Linked DNA regions of Mus musculus: regions 2, 3, 4, 5, 6 and 7 are each linked to region 1. A link is a loop called in an ENCODE intact Hi-C map of the cell type or tissue named here. Cell type or tissue: left cerebral cortex. All regions are shown on one strand.

Region 1 (4,000 bases):
ACACTGCATATAGCAGTTAAGGCTGTAGACATCCGAGGGTCTGATACAGCGCTCTTTGTAGCCATGCATATTTATTGACATTCAAAGAGGTTGTGCTGCATACCAGACAACAGCTATTGAGAACACAGGCAATCTTAAAATGATTAAGGCCCTGGAGTTTACTAAAGACATGGAATGCAAGGAATCAAGAGAAAGCCATAGAATATTAAAAATATTAATAATGTCAGTTCTAATAATTCAATATGAGATTTATTGTAGCCCAATCCTGTTCCAAATGGCATACCCTGTCTCTTTTTTTCCTCGAGAGTGAACAAAGATCACGGAACAGATTGTAACCTGGGTAAATTGCATGTCTGTTTACAATTGTATTTCACATATTTTATATATCATTTGCAAACGATTCCCCAAAGAAATATGCATCAAACTTTTGTGGAAAAAAATTGAAGATTTGATGACAATCTGCTTTTGCTTTCATTTGTTTCAGATGCTGCTGAGATCTTTGTATCTGAGTGCAGCGTCCCAGACTGGGGATCAGTGGGTCCTTTTGTTCCTTCTGCCTTTACATGGATAAACTACATTTCTTGTAATGATATCACCTCAATTAAGTAAAAGGGGTAGAAGAAACAGAAACCTCTTCGGGAAGACCACAGATCACATATGCAGCATCATCATAAACGTTTGATCAGATATGTGTGTGTGTCATCTGCGTCTAACCCCCACTTGGAAAACTCAAGTCCCTCTCCCGGATACTTGTCCTCCCAGGGGTACAGGATTCATGAGCTCCAAGTCTTGTCATCGCAAAGGTATCTTAGGTTATGATTTGAGGAGAACAGTTAAGTGTTGCAGCATATTTGGGGATACATTTTTTTGTAGTCTTCACTTTGGGAACGGGAAACTATTCCCTAGTAATTAATTGGTACAACTGATTCAGCTGTCAAGATGAAGTCTTATCTTGCAGTGGCTGTTTAAGCATTAGAACAACCAGTGGTGACTGCTGTAGAGTGTGACTCTCAGAAAACACGGGGAAAGGGCAGAGATTCAGAACTGCTTGCTAAATGGCTTCATACGGCTCAGGGTTACAGGATATTAATTGAAACTCCCTACTTTTAAGTCAGCTCAGAGATCAGACAAAAAAGCACTCTCTCATTAAGGAGAGACATTTCTGTCCCACTACAAATAAGGGCTCTTCTATCATACTCAGGCTAAATACTATTGTACACTTGATATTTAATTACTGTTTGTACTTGAATTTAAAGCATTAAAATACGTATTTTTTTTTAAAAATGCCTTTAAAATCATTATGAGAAAAATGTATCACTACTATCACGTTAAGTTGTGCACAGGCATCTAATAAATATATGGAATGACTAATCATTGTGATTAAGGACAATAAAGTCAGGGAATAAGGGTGAGCTTTGGCTTAGAAACTAAACACTCACATTTCATCGTAATGGTAAGGATCTCTGGAGAGGCCTGTTAAGGAGCAGGGCAAAGGGAGCAGTTACTCACTGAAAACGCTTTTGGCCACTCTTGACCTTTGAGTTTCCAACTTAAAGGACACATAAACAACACCATTCTCCAGCAAGTTGCCTCGATAACCTGCTGGAAATGGGACAGAATATCCTGCAGCCATTTGACATGCACAATTTAGCAATTATGTGGTTGGGGGGGGGGGGGGTGATGTTGTTAAGCCACTGGGGACTGCTGGTGTTTACAGCCTTTGGAGATTTATAGAAAAACCCAAAGTCTAACTGGGCACAATCCGCACCACAGTAGCACAGTGTGAGTGGACAGTCGACAGGAAAAGCAGTCTTGGACCATTTCACGTACTTACGTCAATCTAAACCCAACAGAAGGAAGCAAGGGAGAGCTCAAGGTCCTGAGATGCAGCTATCCATTCCTGTATTTAAATGATGGATGTCTAAATATCACAGGAAAAGTACTAAATTACAAATTTAAAAAATAACTTTCTCTCCAGGTGAAGAAATATTAATGCTTATTTTGCTTTCCAGCTAAAAGAAGTTGTCATTTTTCTCCTAGCTTTGAGACCATTACAATTTTTATTTATTTATTTTTTTATTTTCCAGGATGTGCAGAAGTTACTGGCAAGTTGAATAGAGCCATTGCTTTAAATATTTCAGTCTAATTCAGGATTCCTGATTTGTTTCCTCTGTGAATAATTTAAAACTCTTTTCTTTTGTTTAGTTTCCATGATAGGAAAAATATGGTATTTACATTTTGCCTTTAAAAAGACAAATAGATTAAAAGTAGGGATATTTTTCCTCATCATAAAGTAAGATCATGTTCAAACTTTTATATCTTTTACATGCAAGCACAGCCTAGCACTCTCAGCACTCCGTTCAATGGAAGCAGATTCCACAGTCCTTTGGCCTCATCAATCAGGGACAATTGCAGCAAGCATGACTGGGCCCCCTCACCCTAACCCCTTCCCTGCTGCTTGGGCACTGCCTGCCAAATGTTGCAGGAAGTGACTGGAATATGCACAGCACTCCAGCCACACCCTCAGGGTGCTTGGGGGTCACTGCCATCCCCACCGAGAACCCAGAGCAGCTGTTCTCTAAGCCAGGAGTCTGAAGCTCAGTCAGTTTACAGAGATCCTTTCTCCTAGGGATCTTAGCTCCTGCCAGCTCAACACATGCCATGAAACCAGCACCCCACACCCACCTCTCCTCCCAGTGTCTCGTCCAGGACGTTGAAGTTGAAATGCAAAGCCTAGATTTCAGCTTTGTTTTATTAAAGCAAAGAAGCCAAGCAAGTAAAAAAAAAAAGAATTTTCTGGATTAGATAACGAGTTAATTATCTCAGGAAGGGCACACAGACATGAAAGGAAGGGGCCATAGTGACAGAAGTAGGAGACGAGGAAAGATTGGTTGGCACAGAAATTGGCTCTTGGTGCTCCAAGGACCTCGGAGTAGACTCCCGCTTCCGATGGAGCCTTCATGCAAGTGTGATTTTCAGCATATGGAATGCAGAAGGATAGGACTCCCCAAACTAAGTCACACAAAATTGATATTCACCCGTCGGGACTTAGGAACTTTTGGGGACCTACCTGGCAAAGAAATGCATGTGAACATGTTCCACAATGCAGCAGTGCCGTGTTGGCTCTTGGGTTCTGCCTACTGTGCTTGTCTTGAGCAGATGTACTTTGTACCTTGCAGTCCCTGCACAGAAATATTGGCGGAAACTCTCCTGCTTTAAAGGGACTAAGCCTGAGGATTTTCCATGTGCTGAGCAGCTGAACAAGAGTGTGCACGTTGTGCACGATTACCGAGTTCCTGCATCGCAGGAAGCAACACCAGTGATGCCTTTGGTGGTATTTCATAAAGAAAATTGGGAGAGGAAAAACTGGTTTACTTCATGTTAATATTAAAGAAAACCATTGGGTTGTATTTATTATCTTGTTTTCTTAAATATGTCAGACAGTCAGACTGCTCTCCAAAGGATGACACATACAAAGGAGCTATCGCCTGGTATCTGCTGATCTCCACGGATCCTGGCAAGTACCAATCATGACTACTAGTCCTAATCTGGAAACTTCTTAGTTAGAATCCTGGGTTGGGATCTCTAAATTTTGTGTGAATGGTGACCCTGTCAGGACCTGCCATGCCTTCTGATGGGATAGAAGACAACTCCATGTATAGTGTCAGTGCCAACTGACAATGTAAGAGAAAGCAAATCGGGTGCTTCTCTTGACTCCTGACATCATCGGTCAGGCGGTCTCTATAGTTTCCTTATGTCTTTACTGAGGTTCCCAAGTACTGCTTGCTGCCTCTACAGGCCCCACCCACCCAAGGAACATTGTGCTTATTCTTTGCTTCCTTCCCCACCCCCCCCCCCATCTCTGGGAGCCTTTCTACATCTGAAGTGTTCCTTCGCTCCTGCACCCTCCCTCTGTCTTCCACTGACTAGAATGTAGGTTCTCTGAGGCAAAGGAATTGTTATTGTTGCTGTTGTTGCTGTTGTTGTTGTTGCTGCTGCT
Region 2 (4,000 bases), 830 kb before region 1:
AGAGATGGCTTAGAGGTTAAAAGCACTGACTGTTCTTCCAGATGTATTGAGTTCAATTCCCAGCAACCACATGGTGGCTCACAACCATCTGGAATGGGATCCAATGCCCTCTTCTGGTGTGTCTGAAGATAGCTACTATGTATTCATGTAAATAAAATAAGTCTTTTTTAAAAAACGATGCAGCAGTTATAGAACACACCAGGCAGCTTCCTCCTGTAGTTCTGAAGAGGATTGCTATAGTACACAGCAAATCTGTTTCTGAGTATAGACCCAAGAATTGAAAGCAGGAACTTGAGGTTTCTGCATACCTCTAAACATAGCATCACTATTTGCAGTACCCAAAAGTGGAAGATAAACCAGGAACTCATCAATAGATAGATATATAAGCAGGTTAAAAGAGAAGGAAACACTGGTACATGCTATAACATGGATGAAACTTGAAGATATCACATAAAGTCAAATGGATCAGAAAGAAAAAAATTAATGTTGTATGGTCCTACTAACATGAAGCTAAATTCATAGACCTTCCCAGAGGCTTGATGGAGGAGATATGGGAATTGCCACGTAACGGATATAGACTTTCACACTGGCAAGGTGAGGACTTCTGGAAATGGGTGTTGGTGAGGCTGCTCAGCAATGTCAGTGTGCCTCCTCCAACTGAACTACCACATGCACAGTCAACAGAGCAGAAGTGGTACATGTTGCTGTATGTCGCACACATCGTACCACCTTAATAACATTCACCACCTTTACACTTTCCACCGAGGAGGAGAACCGGATTTTCTAATGACCTTTGTACACTCTAGAAGGTGGGCAGAAAGCTTCAGTCCTGCCCAACTCTGCAGCTCAGACCCCAGCCCAGGACCAGCCACAGATTTGTGGCTGCCTGTAGGCATTTGTTCGTTTGTTTGTACTTGAGTTGTGGAGATAGGTAGGTCCCTGTGCTGTTAAACCTCAGGGGCCAGAGCAGCTATTAAAGCTGCAGGATGGTTTTGGACCTGGGAGTCACCTCTTCTCCCTTCTCTCCCTGATTGCTCATCTGCTCAAGTCTTTCTGCCACCCACCTACATGTTCTCCAGGATACTTTCCAGGCTATTCTGTCCTGATTAGGAGGGCCCCAGTTTGGACCTTCCAGGACACAGGACCCTTGACTTTCACATGGACTAGGAACCCTTGGGGGAGAGACTACTAGGGGCCCCTGCTGTATGGTATGTTCCCTCCAAGTTGAAACGTTTGTTTCAGGAGAGAAGGCAAGGCTCAAGACCATCAGGAGGTAAACAAAAGGTCATATGTAGGGAAACAAAAACCTGAAGGATTTGTGAGGTCTTCTTCTAACAATAAAGGTGGGGGGCGTAAGATGGGAAGTGTAAAGAGTTGGCAGGGCTGGTAGAGAGCGACTAGACAAACTTAGAAAGAGAAGTTCCCACTTGGAGATGACTGACAGCTACAGAGAAAGCTGCAATGGTTAGTTTTCAGATGTCTCATGTCAGGAGTGGGCTTCCTGTGGCATCACTGCTTTTTAGTCACCCCTGTGCCATCTAATTAACACCTAACCTATACTCCTATTAGTAACCCCATTATGTTTTTTTTTTTTTTCAAAAAAGAGACTCGTTGATTCACCAAATTAGACAGTGTGGCAATCATTACTTTGGTCTGTCCTGGGCTTCTGTCTTGCAGAGAGAGTACATAGGTACCTGTTGCATCTATCACATGCCTATCACATGACGCTACCTGAGCTACACCTCCTGGCTGGGGCAGTGTGGCTTGCCCAGGACATCCAAAGGCTATTCCTGACTAATACCACTTGTGAGACTCCACTAGACTGGCCCCTCCCAAGCCCCAGGGCAGCGCTTCAGTCCACACCTTTCTCCCTGGATAAAGGCTTCAGCTCTTCTAGACCCACTGCTAGGCTAAATCTCTAGATTGCACACTTTGAAGTGGTTGCTATTACCTTTATTCTTCTGCTTCCTTCTGTCTGCAAAAGCTTAGGCTCACGGGTTTTCATTTCAGAAAACCAGCGCACCTCATGCGAATTCATGAGACTTCCCATCTCAGGCCCAAAAGAAAACCATAAAGACTTTGAATGATACCAGAACCCTATTCAGGCAGGTGTGACACCAGGGAACCTGGCAAGCAGTCCTACCAGGAGTGGAAGAGAAGGTCCAAGAAGCAGCCTACAACTGCCCCAGGGCTCTGGAAAGGTGAGCCTGCGAGAGTGGTCAAGTCTGGAGTTCTAGGGGACGAGAGTTGTGAGAGTAAGAGAAGGGAAGTCAAGGCTTGAGAGTGTGGATAGAGTTGGGGAAAGGACTCTCCGGAGCCCAGCCTGGGCACCTCACAGGTCCTAACCTCCACCCACTTTCAACTTTTTGCTGTTCCCGTTAGATGGCGCTCAAGACTTTCTAACCATTTGTGAAAGTGCTCCTGGTCCGGAACAAAAAGAGCCTTATCGAGAGAGAGAGTGTGGAGTGGGCGTGAGCGGGGGGGGGGGGGGGGGGGCTGGGGGGGGGGATGTGGGGGTGAAAGCACACCAGGGCGCGGGCGTCGCCTGGCACCAGGAGGAGCGGTCACGGGTCAGCTGGCCCCGGGCGGGGGTGCATCCCAGGCAGGGCCTCCTCCGCAGCGGGCCCAGAACTTTCTCTGCTTCCTCTTCCTTTCCCATTCCGCTTTTCTCCTGGTCCCTGCTGAGCAGTTGGCAGATGGGTTTCGGCCTCCGGAAGGCCGAGGACTGCACATCTATGCAGGCCCTCCGTGCTCTGGAAGAAAGAGGCCTGGAATTGAGCAGTGGCGCTGGGGTTCAGACCAATTCTCCCCACGAGTACCCCCACAAGGGTTCTGAGTTCTCAAGCTCCAGCTCTGCACATCAGCCATGGGACAGGTGCAGGTTTTGTTTTAGGCTCTCAAAGTGATGTTTCTAAGTTCCCCGAGTGCATGTTTCAAGCAATACAGAGCAAACTTTCTGGTCCCCGGGCGGATGACGCCTGAATGAAGTCAAACCACCGTCCTTTTAAAACTATAAAATGAAAGAAACTAATGAAAGGCCCTGGAAACCCTGAAGCATTAGATGTGACCACTTATTTTTAAATAATTATGCGACGAGTGATCGGGGCTTCCAAAGCTTTCCAAATATCTCTTCTTTCGCAGTCTCTAGGAAGTGTCTTGACTGTAGGCGAGCGGGTACTCTGATCTTTCCCTTCCCTTCCCTTCCCTGTTCGCCCAAGTGTTCAGGAGCTGTGTGCCCGGTTACCCCTAGGACCGGAGGGAGCAGACACCTTCCTTTGTGAGTCCCCCTGGCTGGGAACTTTCCCGCGCGGCGGGTTCCCCTTTAAGAAAGTAGCGATTGCTATGAATATTTAATGCGGAGCTGGAGCCCGTCGGGCCGAGGGGAGACCCGGCCCGCGCTCTGCGGCCGGGGCGTAGCTCTAGCTCATCCCCCACCAGTTCAGCCACGGTAGGATGAGGAGGATGAGGGTTTGCGGGAGGAAAAGCTTTGGAGAGATGGGGTGCGGGACTATGGAACCCGCTTGAGTCCAGTAGGCCAGCGCGGGTCATTTCCATAAGAAAGCCGCAACCCAGCTGGAGGCTGCGGTTCTTCATGGCCTCCCTGCCCCCACCATCATTGGCAGCGTGTCGCGGGCTTCTCTGCAGCCTAGATCTAGGCGACTGGTGTGGATTGGTGTTGATGAGATGTGGCTTCCAGCGTTGCCCGACTCAGACCTGTTTCCAGTCTGGATGGAGCGGACCGACTGTGTGGGGTGAGTCCAGGGTGCGGCGGAGCCAGTAAGAGTTGAGGAGAGCGCGGGGAAGCTAGTCCGTAGTGGGCACCTCGGATTAGGAAGTCCTGAGAAGTACTCTGAAGCGGGGTGTGAAGAGAGAGTACTGGGAGAAGGCCTAGGAAGCTAAGCCGTCCTTGCTGCCCCTCTCAAATCCCCGGAGCTTTCGCTTTCAGTGGGTGACCCTCTTCCAGCGAAGGGATGGAAAGTGAACTTGGTCGGGCATTTGA
Region 3 (4,000 bases), 68 kb after region 1:
AGAATGGAATTAGCTTCATCAATATTTGTGCAAATAATTTGACCTTCATTGTTTTTAACTTATCTGAATTTCTAGAAGAAAAAATTAAGGATGTTAGCATAGAAATCATTAACTAATTGGAGAACAATTAGGAACTGTTTCCTGGCATTTTATTTGTAGTTTTCATGCTAGCATGCGTCCCGTAAGAGCGAACACCTCTTGACACAGCTCTTTAAAACTATCTTAAAGATAAGGTTATAGTCGCTGCCATTTAATTCTGTGATACTATTGAATATGAAGGAAGAACATAAAACCAGTTTAAAAAGCTTAGGATGCACTGATTAAGACTTGAGTTTTGTTGGAAGAAAACTTTGTGTGACATCTTTATGTTGCCCTAGCTGACACTCAGTGTCTACCCTAGGCTGCCCCCACACTCATAGCAGTCTTTCTGCCTCAACCTCTTAGGTTAGGAATACAGCCCACTGTGCTCTCACATGTGGGCTGTATAAATCTCCTAAGAAAGACAATTTTGAGATTTCTTTTTTGTCTCTATCAAAGTTGAAAACAGAGCTTTTTCTTTCTTTCTTTCTTTTTTTTTCCCTCCTGTTTATTCCTGGAAGGTGACCTCCCTATTTCTACCTATGCATGAGTCTTCAAATGTGGAAGTAGCCTGTTACAAAGTAAAGCTTTAACTTCTCCAAAGAAAATCCACCTGAATCAGTATGGCTACAGATTACCCAAACCTCAATTTACCCCCCAAAATGGAAATCAACTCCGGGCAAGAATTTAGGAAGAAATTATAAAGGATAGGGCAGAATTTTTTGAATGCTAAGAAAAGAGTGTGGGACATGAAGGACAGCATAAGAATTTTGTAGTAATGGAAATAGTAGAAAACTTAGGTTCTACATTTTAAAATGTATAATAATGCATTGCCGTGTAGGAAGTGGTTTGAGCAATCTCATGATTATTTCTTAAAAATCTCCAGTGATCCTACAATGCAGGTGAAATAAGGACTCAAGGCTTAAGTGGAAGAAAATACTTAAAACCCCAGAGAGGTGGTTGATTTATCCCAGCTCAGCCACTTGCTTGTGGAATGAACTCTCAGATGCAGACAAGTAGTTTAATACATACAGAGACACACACAGACACAGTCACACACAGATACACAAACACACAGACACACACAAAGATACACACAAACACACACACATATACACACTAGCCAATATTTAATTTTAAATCATTTGAAATTGTTCACTTATAAACATTGTGGGCAAACTAATCTTTTATCTTTCTAAGGCAATGCCAGGGTTTTCCATGCCAGAACCAGGACCTTAATTCTTTTTTTTATTGGGGTGCTAATTACTAAATTGATCAGGGGTGTAAGAAATTTAATTTTCCTTCCTCTCTAATTTCAGTAGACTAGGCAGAATGTTTTGGGATGGCTGATGGAATGTTTAGATGGTAGGAAGGATGGTGGATCTGCAGACCTGCTTTTCATCACTGTAGACAATTACGGGCTTATATAGGAAGGGCATGTGTGATTTCGTTTCAGCCTCTCCCACTGATGACCACTGTGCAATCTGTTTGTTTGCCGTCATTTAGAGTCCATGGATAGCATGCATCCCTCGAGGCTTTGTTTCAGGACAACAACTGCAATTACAAGGGTCTTATGAATCTTACACAGGGCGGCACCACTCTGACTGGGTCATAGCTGAGCCCAGATGGCAGTTCTTTTTTCCTTCAGAAATTCATTCTTCCTTTCCCACTATAAGTAGAAGCAAGCTAAACTACAATTTAGTAGAGTTATAAAAAAAATAATGAACTCTGCCAAACTGTGACTTGCTTCTGAAAATGTAAAAAAAGCTTCCTCCACTTTCACCATCCAACATCATCCAGAGAATCCCTAGATCCTTGTTTGGCTTGCTATATTTTGAGTCTTAGAGGCTATTCCTGAAGGCATGGGATTCAACCACACATTCAAAACCACAAAACACACAAACAAATATGCATGCACATACATACGAACCAACGTGGAAACAAGTCGTATGAATTAGAGGTTTGCCACATGTGAGCAATTTCTTAATACATGTCAAGTCAGGCTTTGATCCCTTTCTTCTTTTTGGCTCATCTTGGAGCAACAACACTGTGTCCTCTATGTTAGCTAGGAACCTAGACATGCTTTTCATTCTTGGCGGTGAAGGGTAAGAGGGCTACATAGAATTAGAAACGTCCACCTTTCCTGTGATTGGAGGTCAAAATAAATGCCTTTGGTGTGAGTCAAGAGGGTGGCAACAAGGATGAACTGAGAGACAGATCTGGGCAGATAGTTAACTATACTTTTGTCTTGGGCACTTTCCCATCTCTTGTTCTGTACCTGAGGGGATGTTTTTGTGTTTAATTAACTATCTTATTTTTCACCCTCTGGCTTTGCTGTTGAGTTCTGTATGACAATTAAAACAACTATCCAAAGGTACCATACATACCCTAAAGTTACTAATACTGAGTGAAATGTTATGAGTCATAATAGTCATGGTGACAGACCCATCAGTCCTATAGCAGAGATGTTCTTCTTACTACTCCAGTGCATCCCTCTTTCTTTCCAGAGTCATAGCATTTAAGCTGCTTTGTGGAGAAGGAAATTAAATATGCTCTCCCCGTCCCACCCCCCAAAATGGCTTGTAAGCAGAAGTAGCGAATCATTCATACAGATCTGTGAAAGACTGATGATTTCTAGAAATAGTTACAGAGTAGGGTAGTGCCCTTGCCATCTGAAAAAAAATCTTTCTAGTTTCTGAATTTCAAATTAAAAATGAAACTAAGTTTAAAAGTACAGTAACTAGAGAAAAAGTGTTTGAAGAAAACTCACACCCCTCTATGAAAAAATCTGAACCACAATGAGTACTAGAACTCTCTTCTACTTGGGGAAGAGCATTTACTCTTGCTGAACCATATAGCAAGTATCAAAATAACAGCAAGAAACTGGGCACGTTGCTTCTGAAACCTGAAGGAAGCTAGTGATGCCATTTCCTTGCTGCTGTTATTCAACAGTCACCTAAAATTTTAGATAGTTCACTAAGACAGTCAAAGAAGACAAATACAGAGTAGAATAAATAAACAGCATTGTGTTTATTCATAAATGCTTTAGCTGTCTTCATGAAAAATCCCCAAGACTAGATTTAAAATTAAAAATGAGTGTCTAAAGAGATGTTTCAGCATTAAAGAGCACCTTTTGGTTCCTAGCACCCACAGTGTATCTCATGACTGCCTGAAAATCCAGTTTCAAAGAATTTATCTTTCTTCTGAATTTTCTGGGCACCAGAAATACACACAATACGCAACATATGTGGAGGCAAAACACTTATACATGTAAGAAAATCTTTCATTTTTTTCTTAATTTTGAAAAGTACTTTGAGAACTAATAAGAAGTGTTAGTAGGGCTGCCGCATAGAATATAATATTTTTATAATATAAAAATAACAATTGTTCCCCTGGACATCAGCACAGAAAAAGTTAAAAATTAAGAAATAAAAGCCTTCTCTAGCATGACACAAAACAAAGGACATGTAAACTTTTACATATAAATATAGCAAAATACGTACAAAAGTAAATATGACCATAGCTACCACAATCTGTTGGAAGAGATGAATCAAAAACCCTCAGAAAGTCAAAGTGCAAGTTCACCAGCCAATATTGATCAGAAGAGAGCAGGCTGCCTGAACCAATCCAACCATAGGCATCAACAAACTGATTGTAAAGTGTATGCTCAAAATTTAAAGCTTAGAACCAATAGAGTATTGAGACAGTAGGGTATTTGCAAATCTATAGATGTGATAGAGAGTTGGGGGCTTGGAAACAGACCTCACAAATGTAATCAGCTGATACTTGACCACATAGACTTCCACACACATAATCAACGAATCTTGACAAAGAAAAAAAAAGGAATTTTATGTTTTTACCAAATTTTGAAGTCACTGGACATCCAACTCATTTTTTAAATGAGGCAGATCAATGAAACAGA
Region 4 (4,000 bases), 800 kb before region 1:
CAAAATCGGTCAAGTAAAATTTTGTTTGGAATAAACAGCATTAAAAGTACCCCAAATTAAAACATTGTATGATTTTATTGGTAGGGTCTTGGCAGCAATTCTCATCCAGGGTTAGAATGCATGATTAACCCCCCCCCCCAGGAGACTTGAGCTCCCACTCTTCAAGTGGAATGGGGCTTCCGTTCAACGGTGTGGGGGGTGTCCTCCTCTCCTCTCCGACCCTACCATTTATGTGATTTGTGGGACATTTGCCGAATTCGGCAGGAATCTGTTGGGCCTCAGGGCTACGTCTGTCTTTCTTCGAACGCATTCTAAGGGCATTTTATTTTATTTAGAGTGCAGTTTGCATAATAAAATTAAAAGGCTCCCATTACTTCCCCTTTTCTGCCAGCGACTGCCCAAAAAGGTCTTTTAGAATGTTATTTGAACATAGAGCGGTCCGCAGAATCCGGTTAACAGTACTTTTCCATGGAAAAGAAAAAAAGAAAAAAGGGAAAAAAGCTAAGCCTCAAAGCGAGAAGGGGCCCGAGGTAAAAGGAGTGAGGTGGAGGAAAAAGCTGGGCGAGATGGAGGAGACTGGAGCGGGCATGAGAGAACGGCAAGACTGCGGAGGATTCAGGATTAGGTAGATAAAAGCTGAGTCACCCAACAGGTCTTTGGGCACACAAGGAAGAAAACACACACACACACACACACACGCCCAGAAAAAACCTAGGTGCAAATTGTACCCATCTTTGGGGCCTGCTTCTCTCCTGGCCATAAGAGCGCTGCCTTGGAGCTTGGCACCGCCTGCCTGCCTTTGTCACCCGTTCTGAGCGCGGCCACGAGCTCCCGCGGCGGGCTTTGTTCCCGCGGAGCGGGGCAGGACCCCTAGCACCGCCGCGCGATCCCGACCGCCCCTGAGCTGGGGACCGTGGGGGTGGGGAACTCGCTACAGAAAGGGGGACCAGAGAAGCTCCGGTGGGCAGGGCGTTTGAGCCCGGGAATTAGTTTCTTTGCTCCTTTCCGTAATTGAGCTGTTCTCTTCTCGCGGAGGGGGTCTTGGTTGAACAGGAGGCAAGAGAGCTGCAAAGGGGGCGCCCGTTCTCGCCCGTAGCTGGGCAAAGAACTATCCGCGCTTATGTCCACCGATTTGTATGGTATGCATGCAAGGATGGATGGATGCATGGTGGGATTGATGGATGAGGAAAACCAATGAATTGGGTCATAGGATCTGGGCTCCTGGTTCGGGTGTTGACGACTGCAGGGCGTCTCAGGTTGGGGTGGTTAATTAACCCGTAAGACCTGCTCTCTAGGTGCTTTGGGGCCGCGGGTGGGCGCTGTGTATATACCCTTGAGGTCAAGGAGCTGTACAACCACAGCGCGCAGATCTCTGCTGTGGAGGCCTGTGGCGAGGGACAAAGAAGTAGATACTGGGAGCGAGCCGAAGAGAGGCGCGCACTGGAATCCACGCACTCATTCGCACACCCAGTCTCGGGCTCTACCCCATGAACTCCCTCCCCCCTCTCCCAGGTACCTAAGGCTCTGCTTCTGTAAAGTTCGTCACCACAGAGCCCTCTCTCTTTCCCTCCTTTCCACACTGCTTTTAGCTAGTTGGGTGTGAAAGAGTGTCACCCTCTTCCCAGCCATCCCCAAAGGTGTGGGCAGATTGCAAGAGTTGCGCCTGTTATTGTTTGTCAAACAGGCCCTTTCTCTTGGGAGATGGTCGAGGGGCGTGAGGCGGATCCTGGGCCAGGATTACATTAATCAAAGCATTATTTCCCCAGAGAAGTCGAACACAAATGAGAATAAATCCTAATAAAATTGGATCGCAGAAAAACGGAACACTTTGAGTAATCTGTGCTGCCTGATGAAATTCTCATATTTATAAGATGGGGTTTCTCTAAAATGTTTTCTGCACACCTCTGGCCTTGGCTTGGCTTGGGAATGCACCAGAAGTGGGGTTGGGGGGGGGGGATGCCACTTTCTCAAGCTCAGCTGAACTTCTGCAGCGAGTTGGGGACAGAGTTACTCGGGTTTGTGTATCACAAAATCTGGTCTCAGCTTTACTAAGACACTTTGCTCCGGATCTGCTCACTAGTACTTGCAGAAGTCCAGGGTCCAATTAAGCCTCGATTGATGTCCTTGTGAGGTCCCGAACTTGTTCTTTTGGGAATGTGGTTCCTTCCTTTTCATATGATCAAGATTGTAGGGTGGCCAAAACCTCGTGATTGGGGGCACGATGTCTACAGGGCATTTCCTCCTCCAGCCTAAAGCCCAGCCTGTTTCTAAGGGAGACTCAGGTCACTTAGCTTCATCAAAGAGCTTGTGTCCTGTTTGGTGACAGGCAGCGAAGCCATGGGTACAGCTTGTCCACGAGATTTCTAATACTTTCTGGCCATCCCTATGAAGCAAGGTTCATATTTCATCTTTCTGTGTCCCTCCAAGTGGTAGAAAACTTTTCTTGTCTTTCGAGGCTTTTTGAGAGAAAAGGAACAACCCCCCCCCCCCATTCCCAAACCCTTAGAGGAAATGTGAACCTGCAGAATCGCTTAGCCAGCAGACTATCTCTCCCTGCATCCTGCATCCAGGCATCTTCTAGCTACGGAGCATAGAAAACAAGCAAACAAACAAGTAAACAAAGCAAAAGGATTGCGCACTTGCGAGGTCTCTTAGATGGTGACCAATGTGACCATACCATCCCGACCCCTCCGGAAGGAGCTAGCCCTAGTGCTCTGGGGATGGCGGGCCAGTCCCGAGGGCGCCTCCGTGAGGGCGCCCTCTGCAGGCGGACTCGGAGAGGGCTCGCGCTTGTGTCCAGCGTGTTGGGTACCTCAACTGCCCGCGTGCCAGCCAGGTTCTCCCATTCGCTCACTCACAGCCCCAACCCAGGCTGTGCGACTAGGCACTTAGTGCCGCCCCCCCCCCCCAAGGCAAGTTCTCTGCAGCTGCGGGAAAGAGCAACCAAGAATGCACCCCCACCCCCAGATCCTTGCTGTCCCCTCCCGCCGCTGCACGCCCTCCACTGAAAACCCCCTTCAGCCACCTGCCCTTCGTGCTTCTTCGGTCGCGGCCCACGCGCTCCAGAGCCCGCCGTGCCTCTCTGCTCCCTTGCGGGGCTGCTCCATGAAGGACAGGGCTGTCGCCCCTTAAAGGCGGACGTCGCCCCAGAGCCTGGACAGAGACACTGCTGGGAGTAGTGTGCATGAGCACGTGTGTGCGTGTGCTAAGGCGTGTGCGTGTGAGTGAGGCGCGCGCGCGCAGGGCAGCGCGGGGCAGGGCAGGCCAGGGCAGGGCTTGGAAAGGCAGGACAGGAGGCGCAGCAGGATGCTCAATGCTAGTCGTTTTCCACCAGTGTGGGTACCTATAGTGCAGAGCTTTGAGTCCTCTGTCTGCCCCAGGCTTGTTTCCTATCCACTGTACATCTCCCTCTTTCGGTTAGGTCATCTCTGCAGATCCTCAGAGATCTCCCTTGTGGTCCCTCGTGGTCCGTGGTCCGGGGTTGTTATGGACAGCCGGCTCCACGTGAGCCAAAGTAAAGCCTAGAGGGACAATACTAGCTAACAGACAGCATCTTACAGCTTGGTCTTGCTTTAGCCTAGGGCCCATGCACTCAGAAGCCACGTTTTAGGGAGTTGAGGAGAGGTTTTCTCTCGCCTTGGTCTTAAGGACTGTGACTAAAAGGTTTTTGTTTTGTTTTGTTTTTGTTTTTTTATTTTGGAGGAATAGGGAGGAGGGCTGCAGCCCACAATCATGGTCTGTCTTGCAACGTTTCAACTTCCTGGCTCCTTTCCAGTAATGGGAAATTTTAGGAGGAAGTAAAGACACCTACCTCTTTTCAGTTCTGAAATAATGACTTCCTATTCTTCTAGTTTGTGATTTCCATAATTTCATACAAAACAGGGGCTGTCAATTATCGCTACATGAGAACAAAAGTGGACTAGTTGAAGGAAAGTTGGGACAAAATAAATTCCTCTCTTTTAAATCATTAACCAGGAACTTTTTTTTTCCCCTTTCCCTC
Region 5 (4,000 bases), 890 kb before region 1:
ACACTGTCACACAAAAGGAACGAAGGGCTGCTTTGGGAATCTCAGGAACATGAGTCGCACAACCCCTAAATGAGCCGGAAAACGTGCCTTTCCTCTGGCCCTAATATTAACTGTAACTATACCAGAAGCCAAAGCGAAGAGTTTGACATCTCGATTTCCTCACAAACAGTAATTGTTCTAAAGAAAGGGGCCAGGAGATGCTGTCTCTGTCTTCTGGGTTGCTGTAATCAGTCTGAGTTGAGGATGGTCTTTTCCCTATAATTGGGCAAGAAGCTAAGGAGTAAGTATTTGATAGAGGGCTATACTTGTCTGATTGACTTCAGGCACATCCAAACAGTCTACCAGGGTATCCCTCTAAGATATGTCTGCAAGAGCTGGAGAGCTGTATAAACGTTAAATCCTGGAAAAGTTATGCTAGCAGACTCTACCTCTCCTCAAGGGACACTATGTCAGATATCAACAATAAAATTATTAATGACGATCGCTTTTCACTTAAACCAAGTCACTTATACGGAATTGCACTTAGGTAGGTCTAAAAACAGGTTCAGAGTCTATCTCTCCTTGGAGGTGACTGGCGTGTCTTTTTCTCCATTCAAACTTAGAGAAAATGCCCAAGCTTAGAAGCAAACTTACTTCTCCAGGCTTATTGGAACTCAGAACACATCCCCTTGACAGACACAACAGGGATTAATGAGCCATGGCCAGAAGTTTGATTTTTCTGTCAAGTGCTCCCATCCGTTTTTAATAAACAGAAGAACAACAGCAACTTCACTGCCTGCTCCCCGTCGCATAAGTGGGGCTGCCTGCTCCTGGTAGCCTGAGTGGAGAGTGGCGTTCGGACGGTAAATGATGGACGAATGCGTTTATGAGCCCCTTCGGTCCGCTTCTCCTGTGGCTGGCTTTTCACCCAAGTTCCATTTCTCTGCCTCTATTCAATGTGGGCGGCCCAGAGCTTTGCCAAGGGAAATCGTCAAGTGCGATATCACATTTACAGCTAAACGGCTTCAATTTCGTGCCACTGGGGCACTATCTGTGGTGTAAAGCTGCCAAAATACCCACTGTTTTCCCGTTAAGCCACGCTGGGTGCTTTCACAGAAGCCCGCTTCCTGGGAGGACAAGAAGTTGAGCCAGAGTACAGCTACCCTGCAAACAGCAGATCATAGGAAGCAGGTAGGGCTGAAGAGCAACACCTAGCAACATGGCCCTCCTCCTCCAAGCTTGTGAGGCCTCATTTGATCTCAGTTAAACTGTTGCCAGTAGGTTTTACGCTGTTCACATTCACTGAAAAAAAAAATCTCATTGCTCACAAAAGTGATGTTTCTATTGTAGAAACAACAGAGTGGTATTTCTCTTTGCTCTTTATTTCTTCCTTCCTTCTTTCCTTCCTTCCTTCCTCTCATTCTTTTTCTCTTTTTATTTTTGGTCTTGCAAGACAAGCTGGGATTTTTTTCAGGGGAGACCTCTTTATTCCCTGAGAGCCTGGCTGAGAATCGCTGCCTTAAGCCATACTGACCACAGGATGTCCCCAGCGTTCCACGGAAATCCCATGGAAAGGGCATTTACCTGGTAATGCAAAAGTTGTTTCTTAAGGAAGAAAGGTCAGAGCATAGAGAGATGGTCACATCTTCCGTTTCATACCAAGCTGGCTTTGCAGAGGCTGCCTCAGCACCACTGTCGAACATCCCAGCATCTTGAGTTGAGGTTGTCCTTGAAGTAGAATGTGCCATCTACAAGCAAAGCCACTAAACCTAACAGCCCAGAGCTGATATTTAATCGCCCCTGAAGAGAAGTCACCCTGAGGCAGAGTTAATAACCAATACCAGACCTTTTTTTTCCTTCACTTTAATTTTCTTTAAAAGCTTCATGCTCAAGCAATGTGGTGACCAATATCTGATGAAATTATATGCTGTTCAAGATGTTCCTTGAGCTGACACCTTTATTAAATCCCCAAAGGAGCGTCTACAAGAACTTAACGGAGGAACATTGGAAAGGAGCATGAACATGAGTGTAAAGTTATTGTTGAGTTAAAATAAGATCTTTAAAACCTTAAACTAGATGTAGGATAATCAATCCATCCCTCTACCGCACAGTTTCAGGGGTGATATAATAACGCCACAAGAAGACTTCCAGGCTACCACAAACAAGACATTAAAGGGAAGATTCCAGAGGGAGGGGGCACATCTGTCAGCCCTTTTGGAGGCTGGGTATAGAACTCATAGAGCTTATGAAATATCCATGTTCTCCTATTTAAGAGGTAGATTACACCTTTCAGTGTGGGGTCTTCTCATCGAAAGACCAAGGTAGCTTGTCAGTTTCCTCCCTGGCTTGGACAAACCTCAATTTAAGCAGACCTCAACTAGTTTCTGTTATCAAAGCTTCCTGAGTTGAATGAACCCCCAAGTAGATTATGATAAAATTCCTTTGTGCTAACTTAGCCTAGAAGAGTCTGGTTCCACCAGGAGCCTGTTAGAGAACACGGAGGGTTGCCTTAGGGAAGATAAGCAAAGGGTCTAGGTGGTGTCTGCTTCCCTATTCATTCATTTATACACCCAGCTGTGCGAAGCTGAGTAACTGTCATTCCTAAATGCTAATGAAAAACCATGTTTTTCCTGACACAGAGGCATTCATGGTCTTCACTGCACCCACTCTGAGTCCCTAACTGCACCTGGGAAAGAGCCTTTAAGGAGGGTTTACACCTAGGTCAAGGTCACTGGTGTGGGGGTCACATCCACTATGACTGGTTTCCGTTAAGAAGAGGAGGTGGTGACATCACCATGCACAGAAAGGTGGGAATTTATAGCTAGGAAGTTGTGGGAGAAGGCATTGGACACAGGTAAGGCCTCAGGTGAGAGTAATCTTGAGAACACCCTGATCTTCTTCCAACCCCTCTCTGTATCCATGGCAATTCTAGAAAATTAATCTAGAGCAAGATGTCCAGTTTGGGCAAGCTAGCTGTGTAATTGTAATAACTAGCTGTGTAATAATACCTGTTGCAGGCTCTTGTGTTAAATGCAGTTCATGACTTAGTAATAATGGCTGCAGACAAAGTGAATGCAAGAATCCTACCCACCAAGAGCTTTACACATATACACTTGTTATATTGGAGGCAACCATTCTGGTTGAAATGTTCACTTTTATAAGATAAACTGGGGTAAAAACTCCACTCCTCCAGCCTGCTGCACCCATGCTCACTCCCAGAGCAAAGGATACTACCTTTAAAACCAACAGCAGGTAGGGGCTTAGAAAGGCAGGAGAGAGACAGAGTCCTTTCCTCCTTAATGTTCTGTTTTGTACAATAATTTTAGAGATGTGCATTGTGTTTTAACCATGTATGGGTGGATTTTAAACAGGGTGCACGTCTTCAAGCAAATAAACCAGCTACCCTGGAATGAAACTTGGTGCCCACTCTGTTAATTATAGGGTCACATCTTTTCTCTGTTTCAGGGCACTTGTGTGTCTCAAAATGTTTACCTTCCAAATTACCCAGTGTTTCCAATTCTCTATAGACTGCACCACGTGACCCACATGAGCAAGAACAGTCAGCCTTGCGAGAGAGGTCTGTGATGTGAGCACCAGCCTGGTTGGTGTCGGAGCCACAGTTTGCGGAGCTGCCCAGGGTACATGCACTGCTGGCTCATTTCGTTCATTGGCTCTTTCAGCGCTTTACTGTCTCCTGGGTGATTTGGAAGCTGTGTCTGAGAGTCTTCCTCCCACTAATTTACAATGGTCTTCTTAAAATGCCCCTATTGCTGCATCTGGCAGGTATACCTGGACAGAGCCAGGATGGAAGGCCTCCTTCCTACAGACTCTGATGCCTGAGATTTGGACCATGAGTGTGACTTGTCAGCCTTTGCTGTGTGTGCAGGACCCACCTGGAGCCAACATGGCTCAGTGCCCAGGGTCCTTACCACATGGCACATGGCTTCATAGAAATATCTGATATCTCTCTCTCTCTAAGATGATAGGTAATTATTCTAATCACAAAGGGATTTGTTACTCT
Region 6 (4,000 bases), 210 kb after region 1:
TACACACTGCCAAAGGTACCCCATCTATGTGTCAATGCTTTTTGATATTTGCTTAGTATTTTTGTGATATAGTCTTACTTTATATGCAAGGCAAGCTTTAGATCATTTTTTCTAACTCTCCACTTTCACCCTCCTGAGAGAGGTGCACAGCATTATTCCTGGCCATTAAATAATTAAGTTTTGAAACATTTCCTATTAGCACATGTAAAATTAATGCTTGAATTAAACATCTCTACATCTTATCTGAGCTATTAGAGAAACCTGACAAAGTTAAGAGCTGTTGAGTAGGAAATTTTATCTTTTCTGATTCTCTCAGGGTTGACAAGCCCTGGTGATCTGAGGTGCTGTTATCTTAACCTAGAATAAAAGTCCCCAGAAAACCTGTAAACGTGAGCATACTGTGTGCATCTCTGACATACTGTGTGCATCTCTGAACCCGTGGAAACCCAAGAGCTGGTTTAGAATCAAAAGATCATTTTTAGGAAGATTCCATCTTCTGATAAAATACTTAACATTTGTCCAGCTTTTTCATCTCCCCTATAGAGAAATATGTGTTTGTTACACCAAAGAGGTGGGTAAATCCCTGCGAACTCCCTGTCATCGCTCCAGCAGTCTGTGAAGCAAAAGAACCAAGATCTCCCTGTAGCAAAATTTGAAGATGTAATTCTTTGGTGTCAGGACGCCTCTCAAAAAGGGAAAGGAGAGAAAGCACAGCCTGCCACCACGGTGTCCCCCTCCCGTTACTCAGGATTGCTCTAGCTTGGCCACACCACTGTCTTCGAATGGCTTGCCTGTGAAGGTGGCAAGTGCCTTAGCAATAGATAAGGCTTAATGGGGATGTCACAGCCCTGCCACTGCTGAGCTGCTCTGAAAGCATGGGAGATTTTTAACATAATAATTATAGCATAATCATTTAAACATAATAATTATAACATCTTTTGTGTAAGGTCTTTCTTCCATGGAGGCTTGCCAGCATTCATCACCATCAAAAGTATTTATTTAGCACCCGAATGTGTATAGTTCTGCTGAGTGCTAGCATTTTCTTCGCTAATTTTTATAACATCTTAAATGGGTAAAGAAAAGCTGGAGGAGGAGAATTAGGAAAGAAAAGGTTAAAGAAAAGCCTTGGCTATTTTAAACCTCCTTCTAACAACTTCTGAGGAGAGAGGTGTGGAGGGACCCCGGAACCACAGAAAACTCTTTCCTATGAGAGTTATGGAAACAAAAAGACTTACTACTTAGGAATCTAAGTTTTTCCTGGAAAAGCATTAAGTAATTAATTTTTAAGAAACTTAAATGTGTTTAACATTTCCTACTTACAAATATATGAAAGAATGAGCACTTGAACTAAACATCTCTATATTCAAACGAAACTTTTAGAAGAATCTGACAAAGCGGAAGCTCTCCTGCTTGATGTTATTAAATGTTGTCTAATTTCTTCAGGGTTGGCAACGCCGTGCCAACCCCAGAGATGCTTTGGGATCTAAATGAGTTTTGTGTGAAACACTTGAATATTTTCTGTGCATACTTACATGAAAAACACACGCAGCCAATTCAAGGCAAGTAGGTTGTGGGATTATATAGATCTAGAATTATTTCCACGATTATTTTCACACCACAGCTTACACATATGTTGAAAAGTCTATTGTAGGATATACAGTATTTTGAAAATCCCAGAAGGACTGGAAAATAAAGTGTAGATATTTTGCAAAATACTTAACCAAATGGTTCACACAAATATAGAAGCAAACTGCACGCTTGGAGATTCCCTTTTAGACCCTCTTCACTCAGCTTTAACATATGTGTCCTACTTTTTTAAAATACCGAAAATATTTGCAAGTATGTTTATTGAAATGTTTCTAAATTCTTTGCAGTAGTCACCCCATTTACATCCATACATAATTCCCACTCCTTTTTGTGTGCATGGCGAGTGTGGGGTGGAAAAACTCAGATAATTATATCTTTACGAGTTTGTAACATTTTAAATTTCCAAAGGAAAATTAGACCCATAATTTTTTTTCAGATGTGCAGCTGAGAAATACTTTTTTAAATCGCTAATTTCACTGCAGATTAACACATTCAGTTCTGCCAAAAATCTGCCTGCTCCCATCCTTCCTCAGCTGAGCCAGCCACTCTCTCCCCTGACACACTCCGCTCTGATGTCTTGTAAGAGGGAAAACAAAAACCAAAACCAAAACAATAAAAAACAAAACCTTTTATTCCAAGGAAGAGAAGAGATGGGAAGTTGATCGTTTTTTAAGCTTTCGAAATTTGCTTTTCTTAAATAGCAGAAGAAACAAATGAAAATTAATTAAAGAATCATTTAATTGAGTAATAAATGATAATGCATTTCTATTACATATGTTCCCAGCCCAACAAATTCACTGTGTAAAACGCGGGTTTTGTTCAGAGTGGTATTCTTTTTACTGCTAAATGCATCCCCCTCCATTTCAAATCAGGAAATATGATTTACAAAAAAATTACAATTAACATTTTAGATCTTCATTATTTGTAAAGTAACATGAAAACAGCAACCAAAAGAAACAAAATAGTACTATAATATAAAATAATCAACATTTAAAAAGTTACTTTTTCCATTGAAATGTAAAATGTGGAAACTAAGTATATTACACATTGTACCAGTGTCTGATATAAATTGTATGTTTATGGGAGTATACAGTCTATAGTATAGTTTTGATATTAGCATGGCTTCTATTATGTTACATACAAGTATACAAATTTTATACAACATATGTTTATATATATATATATATATATATATATATATATATATATATGCATGTATATAATGTATATATAAACACAGATAAATAGATTACATATATAAGCATTGTGTAGCGTCTGTGTGTGTTTGTATGTTTGTATGGTGTGGTGTGTGGGTGTGCATGTGTGTTTGTGGGGTGTGGTGTGTGTATGCGTTACTTGGGCTTTCTCCATGGCAGAGGTGGCTGTAGTTCCTGCATTGTGAAGGAGAATTATGGCAGGGCATTGAAGCAATTGTTTGTGATATGCATTTCTCCTTGAGTTTTAAATAATTCCTGAGTGACTCAAATGAATCTTGAAATTTTCTGTATGCTGTAGAATTCTTTTGAATGATGGGCATATTGTCCTTGATGATGTTGCTTTAGGAATCAGGCTTTTAGAAAAGCAGCATCATTGATGCATTTGTCAGTAAATTGTGGTTTTAATCATATTCTCAGAAAAATTACTATTGAATACCTCCAGAATTTGTATGGCATAGAACACATGATGTTTGACTTTATTAGCATATAAACTTTGAACCTGATAATCAAGGATCCTGCCCATATCCCTTGGGCATTTTAACTAAGTTACAAACTCCTGTCTGCAAAAGCAATACTGTAGAACTCCCTGCTGCTTGTAACCCTCATCTGGATCCAACATTGCAAAAGACCATTAAAGAACAAAACTTTAATTCCTTTCTTTTCTTTTCCTTTTTGCCTCTGGATTCAAAAGCAGAAACCTTGGTTGGATACATCTTAGAGTTACAATCAATTGAAAACCACCTTTTCCCCCTTTATAGTATATAAAAATGTTTTATATCAGAAGAAAGTGTCAAGTATTATGTTGAAGCAAAATTCAAAATTATATATCTAATATGCTTGGTAACAATGCATATGAAACATAATTGTTTGCTTCTTGTGGAAAAAGTGTCTGTGATCTGAAAACCTCATAAAGCAACCCTGATCCACTGTGGTTACTTCAGTGAGGAGAGAAATGTGTCCTTGCATAAGAGATATCCCATACTTAAAATATATATATAATTCTCAACCATTTAAATATTAGATTTTAAAGCTGTGGGCATAGCTCAGTGAATAGAAGGCTTGTGTGCCATACATAAGGCCCTGGGTCTCATCCCTAATACCACACGTACCAGGTATTTTCAAACCTGCTTGTAATCCAGGTGCCTGGATGTCAGAGGAGCAAATGACTTTGATCCGTCACTGGTTCCCTGTCTGAT
Region 7 (4,000 bases), 74 kb after region 1:
TGTCTGTTTTAGTCTCTGCCATAGGTGGATCCTAAGCATGAATTTTGCTTTCAGTTTTTCTGTACTCGTAATTCCAAGTCTAGAGTCCTTTTAAGGTAATCTGTTTTCTGTTTGTATGGGAGGTTTAATGTGAATGAATTTTGAAACAAATGAAAGTTATGAGTCCAGTCATCTACCACAGAAAATACAGCACCAATGCCCACTTTCTAACCATCATTGGAATCCTGACATTGATTTTGGTATCTCATGTAGAACTTACATATCTCATATAATAATTTGTCTCTATATTACTTTATCTTTCCATTCAATGCTGAATATTCAAACTGTTCAATGTCATGAGCCATATTTTGTATTTTTACATTTAGTTCAACCTATGCCTCAGTAAAGGTATTAGATGACGTTTACAGTTTCCATTTGATTTTGCAAGGAGGTATAGGAGATAATGCTACATGTTTAAGGAGAAGAAATGAATTTTTTTTTTTCATTTCCAGATGCAGAACTAATATACTGACTAAACTTCTCACTGGTCTCCACTTACTCCAAAAGCTTAAATAAGAAACAAGAAGCAGAGTTGATATTTAGGTATCCAGTTCCTGTTTGACCCTTCCTCAGGTTTTTAAGGTCTTAAAGCCACTTTCTATAATAGAAATGATTTTATTCCTATTTGTAAATAAAATAAACACCATAGATCTTTCATGAATAACCCAGGGCCTCACAGAGTTATTATAGGGTCTCTGCAGTCTAGATAGAGGGCACAGAGTTCTGGCAGGGCCATGGGAAGATGGTTATGAAGATCAGGGGCTGAGGAGAACTTAGGAAGGTAAGGAAGAGGGAAGAGATGTGTATTTTATACCTGTGTATCTGAGTTGTCTTTCAAGCTTCCATTAGTCATGGAGCTTCACTTTTCAGAAATGGGAACACACACACGCAAACACACACACACACACACACACACACACACACACACACACACACACGGCGAGATATCAAGGGGAAAATTCTATAGATTACTCTTTTTCCTAACTCACGGGCGTTTTCATCACTTCCTTCTGCTCCCTACTTGATGAGCCTCTGCCCTTCTCACAAAGCCCAATGGAAAGAATTGAGCAAATGATTCTTATTGGTTATACAGAAATCCATTCCACTCTGTAGCTCCCAACACCACGAGCTGTGGGTTGATTTTAGCAGGGACACAGTTGGGTTACATGCTCCATGAGGTAGCCAAGGAAGATGCTTTCCATGAGACAAATAGTAAGAAGTGAGGATAGATGAAATTACCAGAGTCGGGCTCAAGAGGGAATTTAAATACAATTTTTTTTAAAGGTTTGAATATGTAACCCAGTAGTTTTGGACTAACCTTAACATTTTACATTTTAAACTTGCAAACTAGCAATAACTTTTCCACAATTGAGGGATGGAGAGAAGGAAATGAAGGAAGGAGGGAGTAAGAGAAAGAAGGACAGAAGGAGAAAAGAAGGGAAAGGAAAGAAAAAAACATTGAAATGACTATGGAGAGAGATGTGGAGAGAAGTAAGTCCCCCCCCCCCCCCAATTTGTTCCTTCTAACTACTGAGGGGAAAGCATGAATACTAATCATCCCCTCTGTCAAATAATTACAACATTCATCAGTCCCTCTGCTTGTAGTTTGTCTGGGACTCTAAGGTAGCCAAACTTCTTTCTAAAAGTCTGGCATGGAGGATCTTTATAAATCTCACTTGCCTGCTTGTCCTTCACCACATTTATTGCAATAAGCACACACTGAAAAGCGTGGTGGCTCATTGCTGATTTGCCCATTCAGTAATTCTTAGAGCTGTCATGGCCTTTGAGCCAGCTGTCCCCTCCCAGCTTGAGAATGGGGGCCTCTGGAGGAAGCAGGGAGGGAGACTGGCTTATTAGACAGAAATTGACAGTCATAGAATGAAGGGCATGAGGGACCCCTCAGAAACTCATGTGGACCATTGTGGAAGGATTAGCAAGGGAGAACACACTTCAGGAGGCCGGTGGTATACCTCCCCAAAGAATACAAATGGGCAGGGAGTGGGAGGTGGGCGGAGAGAAGCCTATCCTTTCAGTTATAGGTTTTATCAGGTCTAATTTGGCATTCGGCATCTTTCCTCAATTTTTTGTGTGTCCATCTCCTGGCAATTCTTTAATATTTATGCCATTCAGGGCATTCTGCACGCTCTGAGGAGCTGGCATGGGCAGTGTTCAATCTGCAGTCTTCTGTATGCATTCAGATTGCGAGCTGTTCCCTAATTGGTTTTCATCCGAGTAATCCCATGGAGAATAAGGTTACATACTGAAAAGGGCCGAGGTGAGCCTGGGTAAAAGGGGACTGCGAACTCCATTCCTGGCCTTATTAGAATGCTCTGAGCATGCGCCTTAGGGAGAAAAAAGATGTCCAGATTTCCGAGGTCCTCCTGAGTCAAGAAGAAAGAACACCCAATAATCCAGAAAGAAAAATAATTCAGGGTCAACTCCCACCCATATTTCTGTATGGTGCAATAGTTGGGAAAATACAGAAAGAATATTTGGTTGAACTAGTAGTACTCATGATCAAAGTCAATTGGAAATACAATTAAATTGAAAAAACTGACCACTTGCAGAAATCTAGATATTTGGACGAAAAACTTTTTTCATTAGCTTACAGAATTATTATCAGTGTTTAAAAATAAAGGCAGCTGAAATTCCTGTTTTATTATTTTTCTAATCATTGTTTGCTTGGGAATTTTGACTCACTGTTAGCACCTACTGAGCACGGCTATAGGGTACAGAGTTCAAATATTCTCTGTGCACAGAGTCCTGTTGCACTGTACGTTGTACTCAATCCTGTTCAAAGGTGATGACAATGAGATATGATTTTAAACCTCTGGAACATTTGATGTAAGTTCGCCTGCATGAAAAAAAATCCAATGATTCAGTATGCATAAATATTCTCTAACTGTCCATCCCTCCATCTTCACTCGCTATAAGCTGCTGTGTCCTCTGTTTTAACTTCCCTAGGTTACAGATATCAGAGTGCATGAGCAGACTGGATGTTCTGGAACTTTCTGCCACAAAATAAGAGAGCTTTGCTTGGTCATCTTGCTAGGCTTTTCAGTAATTAACAATACAGAGTCCCAAGTCAGTCTGGGAACGCAAGTCTGGAAGTAGACTCTCCAAAATAAACAAAAACAGCAAAATCTATCAATCAATCAATAAATAAATAAAAGAAAGAGAGAGAGGAAGGAAGGAAGGAAGGAAGGAAGGAAGGAAGGAAGGAAGGAAGGAAGGAAGGAAGGACAGGGATTTAACTATCCTCCCTCTTGGGAAATATGCCTTACTAAAAAAAAAATTCCAACTGCATAAAACAACACAAAAACCGATATAAATAATTACAGCAACAATATGCTTTGCCAGAAAAATTAAAAGCGCTGTATTTTTAGAATTAAGAGAGCATTAAAACAATAGTTTCAAAACTCAGCCTAAGAGCACAAAGTGAACACCCACACACCCACCCACACACACATACTCACACACACACACACTCACACACACACACTCACACACACACACTCACACACACACACTCACACACACACACTCTCTCTCACACACACACACACACACACTCACACACACACACACACACACACACACACAGCAGTAGCCAAGGACAAGACCTCGCCGTCTCACACTGAATGATTGCCTTCACCTGCTTTTATGTCCCGTCACTTATTTTATGAAGGCTTAACTAGAAGACCTCTCCCTATTCAAGAAGAAAGAATATTTTTCTACCAAGGATCTTACAAGCTCAAAGGCCATTTAACTTAGCTTAGCCATCTGGTTTATTTTGCATTAAAGGAACTTCTCATTTAATTTACCAGTCTATAATAGGTAACTTTTTCAATATGGAGCTAAAGGTCACTATTATATGTAAGGAAAATTAAGCCGACGTTCTCAGTTGCCTTACAGTTCTCTTAGTTCAACTATGCCAATAAATGAACATGTACAACAAGCC

What was found. Hi-C counts contacts between places; a loop is a spot of excess contacts. Peaks named below come from ENCODE experiments on the same cell type or tissue, not always from the same donor. Only the 100,000 strongest peaks of a DNase experiment are listed, where the experiment ranks them.
Region 2: a loop joins it to region 1, with 5 times the contacts of the local background. A loop is called at or near these places in 5 of 42 quality-filtered maps.
Region 3: a loop joins it to region 1, with 5 times the contacts of the local background. A loop is called at or near these places in 6 of 42 quality-filtered maps.
Region 4: a loop joins it to region 1, with 7 times the contacts of the local background. A loop is called at or near these places in 13 of 42 quality-filtered maps.
Region 5: it touches region 1 in a loop (3-fold over the local background); 3 of 42 quality-filtered maps call a loop at or near these places.
Region 6: it touches region 1 in a loop (2.9-fold over the local background); 3 of 42 quality-filtered maps call a loop at or near these places.
Region 7: a loop joins it to region 1, with 8 times the contacts of the local background. A loop is called at or near these places in 6 of 42 quality-filtered maps.

The regions. Positions count from the first base shown.
Region 1 is chr1:41,886,908-41,890,907 of GRCm38, reverse strand. All of the region lies in intron 1 of Gm29260 (a long non-coding RNA gene), which reads right to left. Among named protein-coding and RNA genes, the nearest start is that of Gm29260, 150 kb to the right of the region's middle. In left cerebral cortex, no CTCF peak of the experiment used is centred here; DNase peaks (open chromatin) are centred at 854, 1,764, 2,601 and 3,050; H3K4me3 peaks cover 99 bases; H3K27ac peaks cover 1,599 bases.
Region 2 is chr1:42,713,107-42,717,106 of GRCm38, reverse strand. All of the region lies in intron 1 of Gm46091 (predicted gene, 46091), which reads right to left. Pantr2 (POU domain, class 3, transcription factor 3 adjacent noncoding transcript 2) reads left to right here and starts at 3,653. Exons shown (of 4, transcript NR_110495.1): 1 at 3,653-3,752. In left cerebral cortex, a CTCF peak has its summit at 2,371; DNase peaks (open chromatin) are centred at 2,423, 2,614, 3,342 and 3,626; H3K4me3 peaks cover 1,478 bases; H3K27ac peaks cover 1,437 bases.
Region 3 is chr1:41,818,775-41,822,774 of GRCm38, reverse strand. The region is part of intron 1 of Gm29260 (a long non-coding RNA gene); the gene reads right to left. Among named protein-coding and RNA genes, the nearest start is that of Gm29260, 78 kb to the right of the region's middle. In left cerebral cortex, no CTCF peak of the experiment used is centred here; DNase peaks (open chromatin) are centred at 1,763 and 2,159.
Region 4 is chr1:42,683,736-42,687,735 of GRCm38, reverse strand. All of the region lies in intron 1 of Pantr1 (POU domain, class 3, transcription factor 3 adjacent noncoding transcript 1), which reads left to right. It overlaps Gm46091 (predicted gene, 46091), which reads right to left and starts at 3,198. Exons shown (of 3, transcript NR_168293.1): 1 at 3,026-3,198. In left cerebral cortex, a CTCF peak has its summit at 2,763 (motif pointing left); DNase peaks (open chromatin) are centred at 1,426, 2,135, 2,778, 3,195 and 3 more places; H3K4me3 peaks cover 3,592 bases; H3K27ac peaks cover 3,966 bases.
Region 5 is chr1:42,777,498-42,781,497 of GRCm38, reverse strand. No RefSeq gene overlaps it. Among named protein-coding and RNA genes, the nearest start is that of Dalir, 29 kb to the right of the region's middle. In left cerebral cortex, a CTCF peak has its summit at 1,517; DNase peaks (open chromatin) are centred at 990 and 1,546.
Region 6 is chr1:41,672,392-41,676,391 of GRCm38, reverse strand. No RefSeq gene overlaps it. Among named protein-coding and RNA genes, the nearest start is that of Gm29260, 69 kb to the left of the region's middle. In left cerebral cortex, no CTCF peak of the experiment used is centred here; DNase peaks (open chromatin) are centred at 1,531 and 1,972; H3K4me3 peaks cover 362 bases.
Region 7 is chr1:41,812,442-41,816,441 of GRCm38, reverse strand. The region is part of intron 1 of Gm29260 (a long non-coding RNA gene); the gene reads right to left. Among named protein-coding and RNA genes, the nearest start is that of Gm29260, 71 kb to the right of the region's middle. In left cerebral cortex, no CTCF peak of the experiment used is centred here; DNase peaks (open chromatin) are centred at 1,968 and 2,246; H3K27ac peaks cover 165 bases.